Linked DNA regions of Homo sapiens: regions 1, 3 and 4 are each linked to region 2. The links are chromatin contacts, found by Hi-C or POLR2A ChIA-PET in ENCODE. All regions are on one chromosome and are shown on one strand. Each heading gives the region's core, a stretch centred on a gene start or an enhancer-like site at or near the end of the contact. The rest is flanking DNA. Distances are from core to core; before and after follow the strand shown. Region 1 holds the start of CDV3 (CDV3 homolog). Region 2 holds the start of TMCC1 (transmembrane and coiled-coil domain family 1). Region 3 holds the start of SRPRB (SRP receptor subunit beta). Region 4 holds the start of RYK (receptor like tyrosine kinase).

What was found. Hi-C counts contacts between places; a loop is a spot of excess contacts on that map. ChIA-PET counts read pairs that join two places held with the same protein, here RNA polymerase II (POLR2A). Pooled maps may share reads with other maps.
Region 1: a map of CD4-positive, alpha-beta memory T cell shows a loop between it and region 2 (17-fold over the local background). The contact joins the promoter of CDV3 here to the promoter of TMCC1 in region 2. A Hi-C loop is called at or near these places in 2 of 168 maps with a recorded cell type or tissue (CD4-positive, alpha-beta memory T cell and naive thymus-derived CD4-positive, alpha-beta T cell), 1 of 37 single-sample maps with no recorded cell type and 9 of 50 pooled maps.
Region 3: a pooled map shows a loop between it and region 2 (10-fold over the local background). The contact joins the promoter of SRPRB here to the promoter of TMCC1 in region 2. A Hi-C loop is called at or near these places in 1 of 37 single-sample maps with no recorded cell type and 7 of 50 pooled maps. POLR2A ChIA-PET finds 5 or more read pairs at or near these places in 1 of 52 experiments (GM10248).
Region 4: a pooled map shows a loop between it and region 2 (27-fold over the local background). The contact joins the promoter of RYK here to the promoter of TMCC1 in region 2. A Hi-C loop is called at or near these places in 1 of 168 maps with a recorded cell type or tissue (CD4-positive, alpha-beta T cell), 1 of 37 single-sample maps with no recorded cell type and 9 of 50 pooled maps.

The regions. Positions count from the first base shown.
Region 1 is chr3:133,569,680-133,574,935 of GRCh38, forward strand. It overlaps CDV3 (CDV3 homolog), which reads left to right and starts at 4,007. Exons shown (of 5, transcript NM_017548.5): 1 at 4,007-4,605. The coding sequence starts at 4,366. RefSeq lists enhancers at 2,996-3,235, 3,178-3,679, 3,336-3,505 and silencers at 3,886-4,425, 4,446-4,555, 4,586-4,975.
Region 2 is chr3:129,891,318-129,896,654 of GRCh38, forward strand. It overlaps TMCC1 (transmembrane and coiled-coil domain family 1), which reads right to left and starts at 2,394. Exons shown (of 7, transcript NM_001017395.5): 1 at 2,177-2,394. It overlaps TMCC1-DT (TMCC1 divergent transcript), which reads left to right and starts at 2,554. Exons shown (of 3, transcript NR_037893.1): 1 at 2,554-2,610. RefSeq lists enhancers at 976-1,768, 1,769-2,560 and a silencer at 1,922-2,651.
Region 3 is chr3:133,802,583-133,807,881 of GRCh38, forward strand. It overlaps SRPRB (SRP receptor subunit beta), which reads left to right and starts at 3,233. Exons shown (of 7, transcript NM_001379313.1): 1 at 3,233-3,420; 2 at 4,027-4,121; 3 at 5,164-5,241. The coding sequence starts at 3,267. LOC105374116 (a long non-coding RNA gene) reads right to left here and starts at 2,901. Exons shown (of 3, transcript XR_924513.3): 1 at 2,506-2,901. RefSeq lists enhancers at 2,885-2,994, 3,085-3,144, 3,285-3,494, 3,605-3,654, 3,685-3,794.
Region 4 is chr3:134,248,655-134,253,794 of GRCh38, forward strand. RYK (receptor like tyrosine kinase) reads right to left here and starts at 2,205. Exons shown (of 15, transcript NM_002958.4): 1 at 1,769-2,205. The coding sequence starts at 2,000. RefSeq lists an enhancer at 1,446-2,224 and a silencer at 1,560-2,379.

The DNA.
Region 1 (5,256 bases), core at 2,757-5,256, 3.7 Mb after region 2:
GTCCATGATTTGTGCAGTCCTCTGTTAATGTGGAAAACTGGAGATTAATGGAGACATTTTTCATTTTACAAACATCAGTTAAATGCTTGTGTGATATAGGCTATATGCTCAATGCCATTCCTGCCTTCAAGAGTTTTCAATGTGCTTTTGTAGGTGTTCCTGTGTGTCTCCTTCTAGTTACCAGCTTAGTGTACAATAAGCTCTGTGAAGGCAGGGCTTATCTCTCCTTTAACTCCTAACATAGGGCCCGGCATATAGTAGGTGCTCATTAAATACATGTTTTATATACTTGAGTGAATGAATGAGAGTGGTTAAATAACAAACCAATCATGCGAATACCAGGAAGGCATCAACGATCATACCAAATGAAAAGACTCTGGGCCTCTGAAGTTTAGGAAATCAAGCTGCCTGTAGAGAATAAGAAAAGACTCCCAGAAGAGATGACCTGTAAGTAGTTGCTCCCCAGTTGAAAAGGGGACAGTTCAGGCAGTGGCATAGTTGGCCTTACAGATGTTAGAGAGGAAACCAGAAATGAAAAGAAGAATTCTAGCCACCCATTTCCTGGTGAACACTTTGGCCAGCATGAGCTGCATTCCTTTGAGCTGAGCATGAGTGGAATTTCCAGCCTAGGTAGCAGAATGGATCTTGGATCAAATAGCTCAGCAGAAAAGAACTCAGAAACAATGGGGCTGGGCTCAACTGCCCTTTGCCAGCTCTTGAGCTCATGGAATATTGGAACTCAGCAGGCCTTGTTGAGGGAGATATATGATGTCCTTCGGATTGCACCACTTCAGAGGACCCAGAGGGAAACTGCCATGTTCAGACAGCATTAGGAACCTTGGAAGATGTGCAGAAATACCTGGGAATAGTCTGCATTACTATACAAGTTTTCCATCTGGCAAGTACAAGTGAAAGTCTGTTTGCTTTAAGTATGCAGACGGTCCAAACACATTGGACAGCAGAGGGGAAGACACCTCTGTCAAGAGAGAGCTGGAGGAGCCGGGCACAGCGGCTCCTACTTGTGATCCCAGCTACTCAGGAGGCCAAGGCAGCAGGATCAATTGAGCCCAGGAGTTCCAGACCAGCCTGGGCAACATAGCAAGATCCCTTTCTCTAAAAATGTAAAAAAAAAAAAAAAAAAATTCAGCTGTACATGATGGCACCTGCCTGTAGTCCCAGCTACTCTGGAGGCTGAAGCCAGAGGATTGCTTGAGCCCCGCCTCTTAAAAAGAAAAAAAGAGAGAGAGGGCAGAAGGATGCTTCAAAGATGAGGGGGTGTCTGGTAACGATGATAATGATAGCATGATTCAGGGCACTGTGCAACCAATCTGGAGAAGGGTGGTAGGGGAGGTTTAAAAGGAGCAACTGATGGGAACAGATGCTGTCAATTTTAGGGCAGGTGATTCAAAGAGGAAGGGACCAGCTTCACAGAGGAGAGAATTACTACAAACAATGACACAACCACAAAGACACTGGTCTCTCTACTGGCCTGACCTGAATTTCTTACACATGATCAAGTTCTGGGATCATGCCATCAATCACACTGAAAAATGTAGTGGGAAATTCTGCAGCGTCAGCCCTCAACTACTGTTCCTTCTGTGTATTTTCTCAAGTCATTAATTCTTTCAAGACAATGATGAATTGATAAGGACTTAAGAAAGATATAAATAACTGAAACTTATTTATATCTAGATCTTCTCTTCTAGATTATAAGGGAATTGAATGCAGGAATCACAAATTACTCACTTTTGAATAAAGCACTTTGCCCGAAATATAGCAAAATAAGTGCTTCATAGATGAGGAAAGAAAGAGAGGGAGAGGGCCGGGCATGGTGGCTCACACCTGTAATTCCAGCACTTTGGGAGGCTGAGGTGGGTGGATCACGAGGGTCAGGAGTTTGAGACCAGCCTGGCCAACATGGTGAAACCCCGTCTCTACTAAAAATACAAAAATTAGCTGGGTGTGGTGGCGGGTGCCTGTAATCCCAGCTACTCAGGAGGCTAAGGCAGGAGAATCGCTTGATCCTGGGAGGCAGAGGTTGCAGCGAGCTGACATGCCATTGCACTCCAGCCTGGTGACAAGAGCAAGACTTTGCCTCAAAAAATAAGTAAGTAAATAAATAAATAAATAAATGAAAGAGAGGGAGGGAGGAAGGAAGAAAGAGGGGGGAGGAAGAAAAGAAGGAAAGAAAAGAGGAAGGGAGAAAAAAGAAGGAAAGAAAAAAAAGAAAGAAAATAAATTTGATTAGCGATGGTAAGGGAGGGTGATGGTGATGGGCAGTACTGAACCTGGCCTGCATCACAGGAAGATATATGTTGTCATAGAAGGAAGTCACCTTGGGAGCTGTTCATGTTTGGGGAATAGTATATGTATAAGCTCAAGCTACTTGCTGGCCAAGGCTAGGTCCTTGATTTCTTTTGACATTCAGAAGTTAGACTTTTTTTTTTTTTTTGAGACGGAGTTTCACTGTTGTTGCCCAGGCTGGATTGCAATGAGGCGATCTCGGCTTACTGCAACCTCCGCACCCCCGGGTTCAAGCAATTCTCCAGCCTCAACCTGTAGCTGGGATTACAGGCGTTAGCCACTACGCCCGGCTAATTTTCGTGTTTTTAGTAGAGACGGGGTTTCATTATTTTGGTGAGGCTGGTCTCGAACTCCTGACCTCAGGTGATGCGCCTGCCTCGGCCTCCTGAAGTGCTGGGATTACAGGCGTGAGCCACCGCGCCCAGCCAGAAGTTAATTCTTTAATAGCAGTGTAAGTAGGGGGTAGGAAAAGAGAAACTTTAATGGGGTAACTGTAAAGGAAAAGACGAAGAAGTCTCTCCATTTACTGGCTGGATTCTATCTACCCCATATGGCTACCAACATTTGTCTGAGTCATTTCCTCAATGGTTGTGACAGCTCCCTCTTCTGCTTTTAGAAGGAGGAAGTAGAAAGTTTAAGAGCTTACTTTAGACCACCTTTTGCATATAGAATTCATTTCATTTTCAAGGCCCCAAGGGTATTTAAATGGGCTTTAAACCCATTTAAACCTGGCTTTCGCCTGGGCATTTTGGTCTCCACCCCTATGATAAGACAGTCCCCTCCTTTTATCAGGGATAGAAGCTAAGGATAAACTGTATCATCATCTAGACTCAAGTCAGGGCGTTAAGCAATGTGCTGAGCAGCTAATAATGTTGACTCTCTTCCCTCCATCCCCCTATCTTGTAAGAAATAGTATACCCACTTTACAGATTAGGGACTTGACGATAGGATTTATTGAACTTGACCTTGGTAAACATAATCCAGAGGGTGGAGTTCAGACAAAATCCCTTTCTACCTACCAACCAGCCTATGAAAGATCTTTTAGTAAATGGGACCTAAACTTCAGGCTCACTGCTCCTCTCACTTTCACAATCAACCGGTAAAGAAGAAAAGTAATGGTTGCCACTCCAGAGGGGGTGGAAGTACAGAAGCGATCAGAGGAGAGGAACAATCTTTAACACAGTTGGCTTAACGCAGTGCCTGTCCGTTTCGCGACAGTTCAAACGACTACTATGGGGCCACGGTTTGTTCTGGGCCAGGAAACACACGTGCATCCTGCGCATGCGTCCAAAAGGAACCCACTGCCCCTCCTGCTGGACCTCTTTAGCCAAGTCATCAACCAGCCCTCAACATGCCCGCCCTCAAGACTAAACCCTCGGCCAATCGGGAAACCGGAGTCGCCCGGCACGTCACTTATTTTGCATATGCCCTCCTCTCCCCGCCCCCATGCTTGGACTCCGCCCCGTCTGGGTCAGGGATTGTCACCTAAGAGCTTCGTCCTGGCACCTGATTGGCTCTCTTTCCAGCTCCGCCTCCATCTCCTCCCGCCGCCCGCCCCTTGGCGATCCCACAGCGGCAGGCAGAGCAAAATACGCAGGCGCAGGCGCTTCCTCTCTCTTCTAGCGGCCCGCCCTCCCTCCTCCCTCTCCCTCCCCTCCCCACTCCCTTCCCCTCCTCTCCAGGCCTGCGCGCGCGCCTCTTCCTCCGGCACGCGCCGCTGCTAGCCGAGCACTCTCGCCAGAACCTCTGGCTCGCGCGTGCCTTTTCCCCTCAGGTTGTGGGGAGAGCGGAATCCTGCTCCGCCGTCGCAGCAGCAGCGGCAGCCCCGGCAGCCTCGGGCGACAGCGGCGGCGCGCGAGCCCCCGGGCGGACCGTACCACCGCTCGCCAGCACGCAGGGGGAGCCGCCCGTCTCGCCGCGCACGCCTCGGCGACCCCGCGGGGCTGAGGCGTCGCCGCGCCCGGCAGCGTGAGCGCAGAGCCGGCCTCGACCCCGAGCTCGGAGCCCCGCGGGCCGCGCCCGCCGCCGGCCCCACCCATCCGGGTCGAGGAGGCCGAGGCCATGGCTGAGACGGAGGAGCGGAGCCTGGACAACTTCTTTGCCAAGAGGGACAAGAAGAAGAAGAAGGAGCGGAGCAACCGGGCGGCGAGTGCCGCGGGCGCAGCGGGCAGCGCCGGCGGAAGCAGTGGAGCCGCGGGTGCGGCGGGCGGCGGGGCGGGCGCGGGGACCCGGCCGGGTGACGGCGGGACCGCCAGCGCGGGGGCTGCGGGCCCAGGGGCCGCCACCAAGGCTGTGACGAAGGTGAGGGGCCGGGAGGCCGGCACTCGGGGCCCGGGCCGCGCGCCGGCGCCCCATGTGCCCGCCCCCGCCTGCCGGGGAAGCGTCCGGGAGGGGCCGCGGAGGCCGGGCGGACGGGCGCGGGCCGCCACGTGACGCAGGCTCTCCACCTCGGGCTGGGCTCGCCAGGGCCGGGACCCCTTCCGATATCCGCGGTGGAGCCGCCCTTCCCACCCCGCGTCGCTCGGCGTTAGCCAAGGCCCGGGCGGCGCCACCCTCCGGGGGCACTAGGTCTGGGGCCGCAGTGCCCAGCACAGAGCAGCGTTTATCGGGTGACGTCTAGGCTGAGTAATTCCGTGTGCTGACCTCAGCCCAGTAGTTTGAGCTGAATTTTCGCTTTCAGCAGCCGCATTTGTAGCAGCTCTTTTGTGATGACTTAGTCTCTAAGCCCGTGAAAGAAAAAGAAAACTCTCGGTGGCAAGGTTGAAGTAGAAATGTAGTTGTGAAATTCCTATTGACTTCTTCCTTCGGCTTTTCTTAGTTGCTTAAAGTAACAGCTCCCATGCAGGAACCCAGCGGAAGTATAGTGTTAGCCTACGAGCATGTTTGTCCTCCATTTAGCCTAGTTTGCCCCAGAACGAAGCAAGGGCTTTGACCAGAAGACAAGTACATACT
Region 2 (5,337 bases), core at 1,144-3,643:
TTATATGGCTAAGAATGGTTTTACATTTTTAAATGGCTAGGGGAAAATATTTTTAAAAACTCATTAATATTCTGTGACATGTGAAAATTTTATGAAATTCAAATTTCAGTGTCCCAAGTTTAACTGGAATATAAACATATTTGTTCACGTACTGTCTGTGGCTGCTTTTGTACTAAAACAGAATTGAGTAGTTGCAAAAGAGATCATATGGCCCAAAAACCCTGGTATGTACTGTACTTCCTGGTCCTTTACCAAAAAAAGCTTACTAACCACTGATTTATATCATTATCTGAAATGATCCTATTTGCTTGTTTGTTGTATATTCCTCATTCCCATACATACAGAATAAAGCTTAATTAGGGAAGAGGCCTTGTCTGTTTTGTCCCAACAATGTAGCCCAGTACTTAGAAAACATCCTGGAACAAAGTAAGGGCTCAATAAACATTTGATGAATTAATGAATGATCCATAAATGCCACTCTGAGGAGCTTAAACCTAAGCCCTGAGCCATTATATGTTCTGCACATTTATGAGAGGCATAAGCAGTCTTGCAGAAAAGGGGAAATATTCTACTATCAAGAAGGCCCAGTTTAAAGTAATGGTGGTTGGTCACCAACTAGTCTAGGGCACTGGGGTTCTTCATCAAATTGTAGACTACAGGTCTTTTGTGCTCATAAAAGAGTCCTTCTGCAAGGTGTCCCAACACTGTCAGCGGTCTGTGCTTCTGTTTATCTTAAGATGCAAATGCTCTGAGAAATCTCATTCTTATACACAGTACACAGCACCTACACCATACCAAATCTTAATCAATGCTCATAATTATAACAGTTCTACATCACATGCTAATGAATTTTTAACGTCTAAAATTTTCCTATGCTGCTGATCAGCAATCTATAAGCAGCTCAAAACTCTTCAGAAATTAAAAGGTTACCACCCACAGACCAGAAGCAGCTTTTTAATCTTTCTACACTAGCCAGAGAGTGGGTGATTGCAAAAAAATACAAGCCAACTCTGTTGGTAGAGGACAGGGTTATTAAGTTAAAATCCCATCTATAAGCATCGTTTTGTCACATGACACTAGTAAAACTACCACCTACTCACAATTTGAGTTTCAATCTCCTAATATACAGAGAAAAAAATGTATCTACCTCCTGGAACAAATCAAAGTTTTGTTTTATTTTAAAGCAGCTATCTGATATTTATGCCCTGGATTTTTTTTTTTTAAGAACAGAATAAGCTAATTTAGGAATTCACACCTTTCGTAGAGATGCTTATGGTACAGGTACCTCTGACGGCTAGGCTCTACCAACACTAACGTGTAACGTGTCACAAAAGCCAACGGGCGTTGCGGGGGCCGGGGGTAGCCAACAGCTCAAGTGGGCTGCTTCACTCCGTGGCAGATTCACCTGGGGATTCCTCACCAAGAATGTTGTTAAGGGACGAACCAAACCAACCACAAATGATACCCCTTTACCGAGGCTGAAAAAGCAGAGATTCGCAAGCTATAAACGAATCTCTGGCCCTTTAGGGAAGGTGCAACTCGCTGCACCTCTTTCCCCTATCCTACAGGGGTTAACAGGGGGCATCCTGAGGCCGAGACCAAGCCCAGCCAGCTCCTCCTCACATCCCACCTCCCACTACATATTCTCCCCAGTACGCCGGGCTCCCTCCTCCCCTCGAAAGACAGTTCAAAATCAAAACAATAGGTGCAAAACTGGTTTCAGGTGGAAATGGCTGAGTCCTGGTGGCTAACTTCTGGGACGCCATGGCGATCGAGGGCTCCTAAAACCCCAGATTCCGACGGGAACCGGCTCCTAAACAGTCCCTCGGGCCTCGGCCCGACTTCTCACACGCCCCTCCCTCACCTCGGCCCTGGGATGCTGGGAAGGGAACGAGGCGAGGGGCTGGAGGGGAACCCCAGGTCAAAATGACAGCGGAATGAGCCGGGAAAGGAAAGAGGCCCCGTGGGATGCTGGGGGTCGAGTCCTAGGCCCGGGGCTTCAACCTCGAACGGGGGCGACGGCAGGTCCCAGCCCCGACAGGCCGCGAGCGGGAGGCCAGGCCCGCGTCCGCTGCGCCGCCAGGCCACGCTCCCTCACGACTGTCCCCACCCACCGCGGAGGGCCGTGAGGGGGCCGCGACCGCCGCCAGCGTCCGGGGCGGGGGCGCTCACTCACCGGCGGGGAGGGGAGGAGCAGCCGGCGTCTCCGCCAGCGCCGTCGCTCGAGCTCAAGCGCCTGCTCCTTCCACTGCGGCCGCCGCACCCGGTCCATCCCCCACAACCACCCCCCCCTCCCGACCCTCCCCCCGCGCCGCCTCAGCCGCCGCCGCCTCAGTCACCGCCACCGCCGCCGCCGCCTCAGCCCCGGCGCGGGAGGGCGAACCGGCGCGAGAGAGCGAGCGCGCGCGCGCCCCCGCCACAGCCGCCACCGCCCACAACCTCCGCCCCCGGCCGGCGGCGCACGCGCAAGGGAGCGGGCGGACGGGCGCGCGCACGCCGCAGGGGCGGGGATGGGCCCTGGAAGGCGTGGCCCCTCCCCTAGCCCGCCTTCCCACGCGGTCTCTGGGCTGGTTGAGCTGCGCCGCTGCAGGTAGTGCTGAGTTGCTCCAGGTAAGCTCCTCCTCTCAAAAAGCTCTAGGAACCGAGCCACCCTCGCCCTAGGAGCAACGCCCCTGAGTAATATGGGGTTTCGTCGGATTTCTGCCCGCCGCTCTGGATCACACGTTTGTTCTCCCTATTTGAGTCGCAAGGCCTTCCTTCATTCCACCTAGCAGGCTGCTTGGAAAAGGGCAGAGACTCATTACTTTGCACCAGGTATTACCACTGAAGGGATTGTAAGCAGCCACCAGCCCATCCCTTTATAATTCCCATTTTCCTAATTTATTTTATTTTTATTACTTATGTAATGAGGCTTCTTCCGTGTTCAAGGAGCTGGGAGTACCATATGGGGTCAACGGAGTCCCTGGTCTCATGAAGTTTGAGATCTGGTGGAGAAGGAAAACATTCATGGGAGAATCAGACAAAATTAAGTTTTCAATTAGTAAAAATCTTCTGAGAGGTATATGGTACTAAGAGAATCTTTATGGGGGAATTGATTTAGTTGAGGATGAAGAGGGTAGAATCTGAGGAATTGAGTTGGGAGGAGTTAGTTGCTCCAAGGGGTGAGGTCTTGGCATGGCCAGAATGGGGAGCGCTAAAGAATATTGAATGTGGAGTAGACTGCGAGTGTGGGAAGAGGTAGGCGAGAACAGGTGAGGATTGGGGACCTATTTATTTATTTATTTATTGAGACAGAGTCTCACTCTGTCACCCAGGTCACCCAGGCTGGAGTGCAATGGCTCGATCTCAGCTCACTGCAACCTCCGCCTCCTGGGTTCAAGCGATTCTCCTGTCTCAGCCTCCGGAGTAGCTGGACTACCAGCGCACGCCAGCGCACCTGGCTAATTTTTGTATTTTTAGTAGAGATGGGGTTTCGCCATCTTGGCCAGGCTGGTCTGGAACTCCTGACCTTGTGATCTGCCCGCCTCGGCCTCCCAAAGTGCTGGGATTGCAGGCATGAGCCACCACACCCGGCCGGATTTGGGACTTTAATCTGAGTGCTTGGTAGAAGCTATTCAGGTTTTTTTCAGCAGGGTTGCAGGGGAAATAACTTGATCATTATGTCTGTTTTTTGTTTTTGAGAGGCAGACTGGAGTGCAGTGGCGCGATCTCGGCTCCCTGCAATCTCTGCCTCCCGGGTTCAAGTGATTTTCCTGCCTCAGCCTCCCTAGTACCTGGGACTACAGGTGCACGCCACTGCACCCAGCTAATTTTTTTAGTATTTTTAGTAGAAACGGGGTTTCACCATGTTGGCCAGGATGGTCTGAATCTCCTGACTTCATGATCCACCCACCTCGGCCTCCCAAAGTGCTGGGATTACAGGTGTGAGCCACCTTGCCCCCAGCCCATTATGTCTGTTTTTAAGTTACTTAGATAGCAACGTGAAGAGTGGTCTGATGGGAGTCTCAAAGCTGGGGCCGGGAAGCCAGTTAGGAGGCCACTGGCCACATAGTCAAGGCAAAGTAGGAGGGTAGTGACAGAGAAGAGTGCTAATGTAGTGGTAAAATGGACAGGACTTGGCAATAAATTGAATGAGGAGTGAAGGAGAAGGAGGTGGCAAGGTTTACTTAGATTTGAGGTTGGTGGAGGATGCATTTATAGATTTCAGAAGCACTGAAGGAGCCACCTGAGGTAACTCAAAATGGATGATAAACCTAAATTTAAAAGCTAAACCTATAAAAGAAAATTTTAGAAGAAAACATAGAAAAAGTATTTGTGACCTTGGGATAGGCAAAGACTTCTTAGGACACAAAAAATATGAACCATAAAAAGTGATTCATGGCCTGGCTCACACCTGTAATCCCAGCACTTTGGGAGGCCAAGGCAGGCAGATCACTTGAGCTCAGGAGTTCAAGACCAGCCTGGGCAACATGGCAAAATGCTATCTCTACAAAAAATACAAAAGTTAGCTGGGCTTGTTGGCACGTACCTGCAGTCTCAGCTAACTTGTGGGGCTGAGGAAGGAGGATCACTTGAACCTGGGAGGCGGAGGTTGCAGTGAGCTGAGATGGCGCCACTGCACTCCAGCCTGAGTGACAGGGTGAGACCCTGTCTCAAAAAAAAAAAAAAAAAAAAGAAAGCAATTGATAAGTTGAACTCTATCAAAATTAAAAACTGGTACTCTTTGAGAGACAACATTAAGAAAATGAAAAGGCAAGCCACAGGTGGAGAGTTTGCAATAGAAAGCATTAGACAAAAGTCTTGTATCCAGAATACATAAAGAACTGTTATAAATGAGTAATAAGCCAGCCCAATAAACCAATGGGCAAAGGCTTTTTTTATATCTTGTAGATAGTTCACAAGATACAAAAATGGCCTATAAGCAATGAAGAGATTACCAACATCTTTAGTCAACTAGGGATTTTTCCATTTAAAACCACAACACTCTCATTAGGATAGCTAAAATTAAGACCGATGACCCAGCAATCACACTCCTACACATCTCCTTAACCATACTTGATCTCTAAAGGCTGACAATAACACACCAGGGACCCTGTAATCCCAGCACTTTGGGAGGCCAAGGCAAGAGGATCGCTTCAGCCCAGGAGTTCAAGACCAGCCTGGGCAACCTAATGAGACCCCATTTCTACAAAAAAAATTTTTTTTAATTAGCCAGTGTGGGAGTGTACACCTGTAGTCCTAGCTACTGGGGAGCCTGAGGCAGGAGGATCCCTTGAGCCCAGGAGTTCAAGGTTGCAGTGACCTATGATCGCACCACTGTACTCCGGCCTGGGTACC
Region 3 (5,299 bases), core at 1,983-4,482, 3.9 Mb after region 2:
AGGAGCCTCTCTGCTACAGAAGATGCTACTGACCACTTATAGGACATGTCTGTTTTACTCCTGTGCCACTGACTCTTCCTTCTTAGGCTTTTTTGTGGGTTCCTTTCCTCATTCTTCATGTTCTCCATGATTTTAATGACCACTTATTTATTCCTGACTCCCAAATGAAAATCTAGTATATACTTGTGGAACTTTATTTGTGTTTACTCATCACTTGCTTGACATAAGCTTTTAGATTTCCCAGAAGCACCTAAAACTCAACATATAGAAAAGAGACAATTTTCATTCTGGCTACTCTTACGTTGGATCCACAGCCCCAAGCCCTCTCCCGTTGAGGTCCCTAATTCATTTAATGGCTTTCTCATCTTCCTAGTCACCCACACCCACCACCTAGGATGCAGCCTTGATAACATTCCTTTTACTTAATTCACAATATCCAACTAATCACATCCTACGTATTTTAACTCTCAGACATCTCTCAAATTTGTGCTCTCATTTTCATACCTATTTCTGTCTCTGTATTAGACTCTGAGCATCCTTTGCCTAAATACTGCATCTTTTGCCTAAATGCTCTCAGCTGGTCTCTCTGTCTGAAGTTTTTTTTTTCCTCTCAAGTCATAGTCCTCCATAGATCTGTCAATTATCTATGTCACCCCAAATGAAACTTCTACACTTGATCTTAGCCAAAAGGCCGAGAAGCGATCCCCAAATGAAACTTCTTATTGCATTCTGGACAAACTCTTAAGTTCCTCAACATAGCACAGAAAATCCCTTCTGGTCTGATTCCTGCCAACCTTTCTAGCTTCATCTCCTGTCACTCCTACTTAAATTACTGCTCTAATCAATTTTTATAGATTTTATAATTGATGATTTGGCATCTGTTGATCACTAGGCCAAACTAACAGCCAACATTGTTTACATTTCCCCTGTGGCCTGGCTTTTGAGGGTGTGCCTAAATCATATTGCAAATCTTCCTAATACAACCCTTAACATCTGTGTTTCGCTTCTTGCCCAATCAAAAACATCTCTATCTAGCTACTCGCTGACACATTAGTAATAAAGGAAGAGTCCCAGTTCCTTTTTTTTTTTTCCTTTTTTTGGAGGCAGGGTCTTGCTCTGTTGCCCAGGCTGGAGTGCAGTGGCATGTGATCACAGCTCACGGTAACCTGGAATTCCTGGGCTCAAGCGCTCCTGCCTCAGTCTCCCAAGTAGCTGAGACTGCAGGCATATGCCACCATGCCTGGCTAATTATTTTTTAATTAAAGAAAATGTTTTAGGCCGAGGTGGGTGGATCACGAGGTTAGGAGATCGAGACCATCCTGGCTAACATGGTGAAACCCCGTCTCTACTAAAAATACAAAAAATTAGCCGGGCATGGTGGCAGGCGCCTGTAGTCCCAGCTACTCGGGAGGCTGAGGCAGGAGAATGGCGTGAACCCGGGAGGCGGAGCTTGCAGTGAGCCGAGATCGCACCACTGCACTCCAGCCTGGGCAACAGAGCGAGACTCTGTCTCAAAAAAAAAAAAAAAAAAAAAGAAAAAAGAAAATGTTTTTTGCAGAGACAGAGTCTCACTATGTTGCCCAGGCTGGTCTTGAATTCTTGGCCTCAAGCAATCCTCCTGCCTTGGCCTCCCAAAGCGCTGGGATTAATAGCTGTGAGTCACCGGGTCCTCCCCCAGTTCCTCTCTTTTTCCTTGTCCCTGTGCATGGTGAGGTTTTGTGTGGCCCTGAGTGGTATCAAGCTAAATAACAAGCAGAGAGGGACGCTCTAAAAGAAAATAATATTTATTCTGGAATAGGCATTGCAATGGGACTACGCATGCCATAGTCAACTATGTGCATATTCAGGGGGGTGTAAAGGAAGACAAAGATTTTTAAAGAAAAAATGAGTCAGATTCCATAATTGTTTTAAGATAATTATCCTTGGCTACAAGGATCAAATGGCAAGGATGGCATCAGTACTAGGTTGGACAGGGAGTTGCTGGGTAGCCGTCCTAACAGATGTATTTTTTTGTGTGTAAGGTTGCGATGGCCTTTGTGCAAGTCTGTGGTTTTTGCAGTCTTTTGTGACAGTTTTTGTCATCAGGCATGGGTGCCTGAGAACCCTCCCTCCATGGCCTTTCACCAGCTCCATTTTTCTGATTAAAAAAAAAAATACAAGTGACTCCATTTTGATGCTGACAACTTTTTCAATGGCAATGTGGAACTGTAATAAACTTTTTTCAATCTTTCAGTGACACTGACATCTTCATGTCTCTACTCAGCCATACAATTAAATTAAATAATGTGTACATTTTAAAACAATGACAGCTGTTTAATGACAGAGACTGTGAACTGGGACCCTCTAGGCTGGCCACTTTTGGTGTTTTATTTGGGCCACAAGTTTTTGAATGCTTTCAATTACCTACAGAAAATTTCAAAAGTGGAAAATTTCCTATAAAAATCTGCCTTTATTGCTTCTCTTGAAAACTGGAAGAACCGGCCACCCAGGTCCCATAACACCTACCTGGCTGAATAGGGTCGGCCCTACTTTCAGCAGAAATACCTCCTGCAGTTTTCAACAGCCCCAGCTCTCCTGGGCGTTGATTTTCCTAGTTGCTTCCTTTAATGCAGACATTTGAGTTTGCAGCCCTAGATTGACAGTGTAGGGGCACTGAATTACTTAGGGTTCCCACATACATCGTTTCTTACACTCATTTTCTTCTGCACAGCACCTTTTTTTCCTTTAACCACTCGCAGATGCTAACTCATTCTTCAGGACTCAATTCCAATGTCCAGAAGCTTTTCTCTGAACTCATGATGGACTCCGCGTCCCATTATGTATTCCCACATCGCTCCGTACATCCATCTGTCACATCCCTTGTCACATTAAATTCAGATTAAATGTTTGTAGGATGCTTGAGTTCTTCACAAGTCTCACGTCACTTAGCGACGGTCGGGAACTCCTCAGTGGTAGTTTCGGGAGCCATTCATTCATTTTATTCATTTCATCATTCTTTCAACAGTCATAACGTAGGTGACGACGACTGACTCATCTCTTAAAAGATGTGTGTGTCCCTCGACAAATAACCTGTCTGCCCCTATCGTTCTGTAGGAGGACGGAGTCCCAGAGAACTACAACTCCCATCAAGCACTTGGGGGATCGCCGCGGCTGAGGGAGAGACTATGGCTTAGGAACCACCATTCGCGTGAGGCTCTGCTCCCCGCGCCTGCGCAGAGTGCAGGGCCACGTCGCTTTTGCTGTACCGGGGACCACGCGTCTCATCCATGGCTTCCGCGGACTCGCGCCGGGTGGCAGATGGCGGCGGTGCCGGGGGCACCTTCCAGCCCTACCTAGACACCTTGCGGCAGGAGCTGCAGCAGACGGACCCAACGCTGTTGTCAGTAGTGGTGGCGGTTCTTGCGGTGCTGCTGACGCTAGGTAAAAGGCGGCCGGTGGTCATGGCGGGTTTGGGGCGGGCAGAGGTCCGGGCTTTGGCTGCACCGCTGCAGGCCGGGGACGCGGGGCTGAGAGGGCGCCTTGAGGGCATCAGGAGGGTGAGACCCACCCAGTCTACACCCCACCCTCTCTCCTGAAGCAGCGGCAGCAGCTGGGCGTTAAGGGGGATGCCGGGCAACCCCCGGAGTTAACGTCCTGGTCCTTGGGGCGCAGATTGCTCTTCGTCATCTGCCCTGTTACGCTTGAGCGCGCTGTTCCTCGCCTTCCGCTGTTCTCACTGCAAAGACTCAGGGTCTTGACACCAACTTTCAGCCTCCCGTGTTTGCGTGCGGGCGCTGGGATACCAAGGTAGTGAGATAGCACCTGAGTCCCAGTCAGAGTAAGGACTGCAAAGAAAAGTTGACAGTTGACAGTGCCTGGCTCTCAGTGGATCCCTAACAACAGCAATAGTAACCATTATGATAAAAGTCAGTTCCAGGTGAATGAGGTGTTTCGTCACAGACTTCTGTGAATTTCCCCACCCCAGCCATGCACATATACTGATTCCCAAGGCGTAATTTTTGTTGTTTTTCTCTGTCTATTCCACAGTCTTCTGGAAGTTAATCCGGAGCAGAAGGAGCAGTCAGAGAGCTGTTCTTCTTGTTGGCCTTTGTGATTCCGGGAAAACGTTGCTCTTTGTCAGGGTAAATGATTTCATTGACACCCCTGTTAAGCTTAATAGAAAATTTTATAGATCCCAGTATTCCTGTCATCTCACGGTTTATTTTGTAAAAGAAGCTGATGCTGTTAAATTTGGAAGTTAATTCTTGACTTACTTGGGAGAACAAAAAGACTCGTAGAAACCCATAATTGAGAAATATTGGTCATTTCTCCTTTTTTTTTTCTGTTTGCCCTTGCCAGATGCTGATATTTAGTCTTTATCACATTCAAGGATTTTATTTAATTAGTTTCATTCCAGAATAGCAGAAGGCATAGAAGCTAGTGTCCTACAGTTTATAATTCCTTCGTTAACAAATTCTTAGGACAGTTTATCGAAGACACTTTTTCACAGGGTGATCCTTCTTTGACATAGTGGGCTAGTTAGGCTTCTTTTTACTAATATTTATTTTTAATACATTTAGTATTTTTAACAGTGTATTTTAATGTGGTGAATAGGAGAGGTTTTCTGCTTTTTAACTCTTCTTTTTGAGAGTATAAATTATTTCCCTTCCATTAAAGAAATACCTCCATTTTTTTTTTTTTTTTTTTTTTGAGGGAGTGTCTCACTCCAATGCCCAGGCTGGAGTGCAGTGGCGAGATCTCTGCTCATTGCAGCCTTGACCTCTGGGACTCAGATGATTCTCCCACCTCAGCCTCCGAGTAGCTGGGACTACAGGCGTGCAACACTACGCCCGGCTGATTTTTTATATTTTTTGTAGAGATGAGATTTTGCCATGTTGCCCAGGCTTCAAATCATTTTTGTTGGTTAAAAATCTTTACAGAAGCTTGGCAAATTTGGCCACTAACTGTCTTTTGAGAATAATGTTGTTTTTATTCCACTGAGGAGTAAAATATGCAATTAATTAGATTTTTTTCTACAGGTAAAAAAAATCAATATCGTCTTTTTCACCTGTCGGAAGCAGCATTCATTTACTTAACCTTACACCTGGGAGACTTAGAATAATATAACTCAATTTAGGTGTGCTATTAAAATGTTGAATATCACCCATCTTGTTTTTTTTACAGTTGTTAACAGGCCTTTATAGAGACACTCAGACGTCCATTACTGACAGCTGTGCTGTATACAGAGTCAACAATAACAGGGTAAGATGTTTGTGGAGTTTTGGAGTCTGACAGTCTTACTTTACTGTGGTGTGTCAGT
Region 4 (5,140 bases), core at 955-3,454, 4.4 Mb after region 2:
AAAAATACAAAAAATAGCCAGAAGTGGTCGCTACTTGGGAGGCTGAGGCAGGTGAATCACCTGAACCCAGGAAGCAGAGATTGCAGTGAGCCGAGATCACGCCACTGCACTCCAGCCTGGGTGACAAGAGCGAGACTCCGTCTAAAAAAAAATTAACTGTGTGACCTTGAGCAAGTTACTTTAAAACCCCACTTTCCTCATCTCTACAATAGGCATAATGCCACCTACCTCACTGGGCCCCGAGAAAATTAGAAGAAATTATGTGTATAAAGCATGTAGGGGCAGGTATATGGCAGGAATTCAATGTCAGTCCCTGGTTGTCTTCTGTCTCCTACCTACACCTCTGACTTTGTTTACCCATGTAAACAAAGTCACAAGCTATATAAGTGCTTTTAACCAAAAAGCCTTTACAAAACCATGCATAATACGTTAATATTTCTAAAATTAATGTGATATGAGTCGTCTTGTATTATTTTTCCTAAATCTTAGTCTTGTGTTCCAAGTACTACCCCAAGTAGAGTTTTAATTCAGCTAAACTACATTCAGCTAACTCAGCTAGACTAAGAAGGATTAAGAATGAGCACGACTTCATAAAAAGAGCATTCTTCTTTGGCTAAAAACTGCAAATCCGTACATGTAATGTCTAAAGAGTCTGCTTTCAGTAATTCCATTTCTACACTGAGTCAATCTCAACACACCTCAACAAAGTCTTATTACTTAAAAAAAAATAGAATACTGACAAATAATGGATGCAATAGAGAATAATTTTTCCCCTCAAACACTCAGAAGCACCACCTTCAGATGAAATAAAGATACTGCCATAATAACAAAAGAATGCAAACGTCTAGGTACCAAGGACTTCCTTTTTGGGGGGTCGTTCCTGTCAGATCTTCCTCTAAGGGGTCATTTCCAGAATCCACAAAGTCCTAACATAAGACCCCAGCAATTTTTCAAATTAATTCCCCAAACAACAAAGCTAAGCAAGTAAATGGAACCACAAACCGACCCAAGACTAAGTTCTTGTTTCCCTTCAAGATACTCAAAAGTAGGAGAGTGGCCCAGAAGTACAGAGTCAGTCCAAACTCCCAACACACCCAATGCAAAAACCAAAAAGGTATTGAAACTAAAAAGGTCTGCTACCTGGCGATTCATTCACTAAAAATATGCTTAGAATCTAAGCATATGCTCCAAATCTACGTCCCAAGAGTTGGAGGCTGCCACGAACATTTGGTGCCCTTATAACCTCCCCTTCTTTCTCTCTCGTTTTTTTTTTTTTTTTTTTTTTTTTTGTAAAAGGGTAAGCACAGAGCGTGGCCTCTACTGGAGCATCAAAACCACAGCAAAGGGTTTGCAAGTTCAGTCTAAAACGTGAATTTCGAGATATTCAAAATCGAGGGCCCTAGAGTGACACACATAGAAAGCGTCAAAAAAACTTCGTGCAGCAAGGAAAAAAAGTTGTAAGGGTGACTGACTCTTCTAGGGAGAAGGGCTAAGGAGGCAGTGAGGAGGATGGGATGGGGTGAATCTGGGTCTATCGCGGCGGGGCAGCGAGGGCGGCACGAAGGCTGACCCAGAGCTGGGGACCGGGCAGGGACCACACCTCCCAGCCAGCACGGCAGGCAGAGACCGGGCCGCGAGGCGAATCCGGGCGCGGGGGGCGGGGAGGGTACTCGCCCGAGGTCCACGGCTCGCAGACTGATCCGCCGGCGGCCGGAAGCTGCCCCAGCCGGCCCGACCTGCCCGCCCCGGCCTCGGCGGCCCCACTCACCGATCAGCCGGCGCACCTCGTCCTCGCTCAGGTAGAGACTCACGCTGGGCCCCGCGGAAGCCGACTGCAGCTCCGGGGGCCGCGGGGCGGGGGCGGCGGCAGCGCCAGGCGCGGGCAGCAGCGGCAACAGCGCAAGCAGAAGCAGCAGCGGCGGCGGCGGCGGGGCCCTCAGGCCGCGGGCCCCCGGGAGGCAACTCCGGCCCGGCCGCCCCAGCCGCGCCGCCCCACGCATGGCCGCCGCCGCCGCCGCCGAAGAGGAGCGTCGGCCGCCCGCCGCACCGCCGCCCACCCCCGGCCCCGAGCCGCTCACAGCCCCGAGCCGGGGGCGGCTGCCCAGCTCATCGCACCGCCGGCCCGTGGCAGCCAGCAGTGGCTTCAGACCTCCGGAGCGCGCCGCCGCCGCCGCCTCCTCGCTGCATCGTCCGGAGTTGGGGGCTGCCCGCGGGACGCGCCCGTGCGCGCCGCCGCCTCCCCGGGAGCGCGCACGCACCTTTCGCTCTGGGCGGGCCGGCCTGGGCAACGCGCTGGGGTTTTAAAGTGCCTCGGCGGGCGAAGGGCTCGGGTCACCCTCTCCGCAAGAGCCGGTCCCCGCCCCACGCGGTCACTGCGTCTAATGTTTGCTTGTCTATTGTCTGTAACCCTCCTTTCCCGACGGACGGGCCAGGCTGGAGCCACCGGCCGCGCCTGCAGCTCAGTGGGCGCCCCAGGTCCCCGGAAACGCCTGGATGCGGCCGTTCTGGTTGCGAAAAAGCAGCATGCTTTCCTGTTTAGTGGGAAAACTCAAATAAATAGAAATCATCCTTTATCTTACCATCGGTGATCAACTTTATCGTTTCCGTATCTATTATTAGAATTTATACTACATATATTTGTTTTCCAGAAAGATCTTAGCACGCTTTACTAACCCTATTTTTACGTTACAAAATTTTATTTATTTTTATATTTTTATTTATTTATTTTGAGACGAAGTCTTGCTCCGTCACCCAAGCTGGAGTGCACTGGCACGATCTCGGCTCACTGCAACCTCTGCCTCCTAGGTTCAAGCCATTCTCCTGCCTCAGCCTCCCGAGTAGCTGGGATTACAGGCGCCCGCAACCATGCCCGACTAATTTTTTTGTATTTTTAGTAGAGACGGGGTTTCACCATGTTGGCCGGGTTGGTCTCGAACTCCTGACCTCACGTGATCAACTGACCTCGGCCTCCCAAAGTGCTGGGATTACAGGTGTAAGCCACCGCGCCCTGCCAAATTGTTATTTTTTTTATAATCGTTCTGCATCACTATAATCAACCTGCCTTTGGGGTTGTTAATCTGTGGTCCATACCAGGCTTCGACAGCCTTCCAATAATATGAAACTGTGTGCAAAAGTGTATGTGTCTCCGTGCGTATTTGTGTCCACGTCCATGTTTCTGTGTGTTGTGTGTATGCTTGATTGCACACAGAGAGGTGGTATGTCATCATTTGTTCTAGGGAGTCCTTGTGCCCTCAAAGAGGTTAAGAACTGCAGATAGACCTCGTGTACTTAAAGGCGGTGGAGCCAGCCAGTGCATGGACTTCCGGGCCTCCTGATGTATTTTTGTGAGCCGCCCACCATCGCGGTCAAACTTGCACCAGTGCCCCCTCTCTTGGTGAGGCTCCAAGGGCCCCTGCCCTGTCCTGGGACACCTCGTCCCTGCGGACAGGCCCCCGTCCTGACCCCAAGGCTCTCGCGGGGCCGTGCCTCGGGGAGCAGCTGCTCTGACAGCTAGGCCTGGCTTCGGGGCACAGTTGCTCCATCGCAGTGAGGCCCTGGGAAGCGGTTATTTTTATCCTCAGGGAAGGGTAGGGAAAAGGAGAGGCTGATAAGGAGGGAAGTGCTGGAACTTGATTTTCTCCCTCCCTAGCAAGATACACGGATTCCATTTAGAGATAGGCTGGCCTCAATTTGTCAAGCTTCAGCGCCTCAGCACAAAATCTTACACCCTTCATCCTGCCGGAGGAGGCTGAGAAGAGGAAGAGGGGAGGAAAAGTGCTCCATCAGAGAAGGCTTTTAAGCCACAAAAGTCAGCAAAAATACTTCTGTTGGGACAGCCACTGCTACCAGGGTTCTGCCAGGAAGGGCTGGAGGCTCAAAACATGTTGTGTGAACAGGAATCTCAATTCAGATGGGAAGCATTTTTTTAAAGGATGGCATATTCTTTGCACTTTTAAAAAAGCTCACAGTCCTCAAAGAATGAAACTCCTAGCTTCTCGAGGTTCTTTAATTACTAGGTCTTGTCAGTGACTTCTTCAGGCGGCCTATGATGTAAACAGCAGAGAGCTCCCACTCAGGCCTGGCTGGGTTCTGGTACTTGTTAATCCTGTGGTCTTGGGAAAATTAAACTCTCCAAGCCTTGGTTCTCTCATTCATAAAAATCCCGGGATAATGCCCGACTCCCAGGGCTTTTACAGGATTTAATTGGAGAGGGATACAAGTAAAACATCTAGGCAGACGCTGGGTAGGTGTCACACCTGTTGTTATTGTAATTACAAGGAATCCTTTCCCTTTAATGACCACTTCCTGTGAAAGTTTCATCACCAGTTACCTCCAAACAGTTCAAACCTGGGACCCTCATGAACCTCATTCAATAGCACTGAGCCTGGCCCAGAGCCTGAGCTCGATGAAGACTCGTGCCAGGCATCACGCTAGGCACTGGGGACACAGGAGCGAGCAATGTGCTTCCTTGAGAACTTTGATAAACAAATGTTTTCATAAATTCTACAAAGACAAGTTCTCAAAGTGTGGCCCCCAGACCAGCAGTATCATCACCTGGGAACTTGTAATGTAAATTCCTTGGACACTGCCCATACTAACAGGTAGCAGCTCCAGGGCTGGGGCCCAACAATCTGTTTTCCCAAGCCTCCTGGTAATTCTGATGCTGCTGGTCACTCCATTAATATCTCAGCTCTCCTGTCTCTCTTTTGGTCAGCTGCAGTTGCCTGCTTTCTCCCTTACTCGCTCAGTCTGTTCCCAACACAGCAGACAGAGGCATTCTGTTAAACGTCAGCCTGATCATGTACTCTCTGGCTTTCAGACCACCAGTGGTTCCCCAACTCACCTAGAATAAAAGGCAAAGTCTTTCCAAGATGTCAAGGTAGTTCTCACTCTCCACCTTTCTCCCTTCCCTCTGACCTTATCTTCTGCTCACCGCCTACTCCCTTAGTTCCTGCCACACCACAAAGGCTTCCTTTCTGTTCTTCCAACAAACCAGACACAATCCTACCTCAGGGCCTTTGCACTGCTGTTCCCTGTCTCTGGAATGCTTCTGTCTGACACCCACATGGCTTCATCTCTTACCTCCTTCAAATCTATGCTCAGATGTTAACTTCTGAATAAGATTGCAAACTTCCCCACA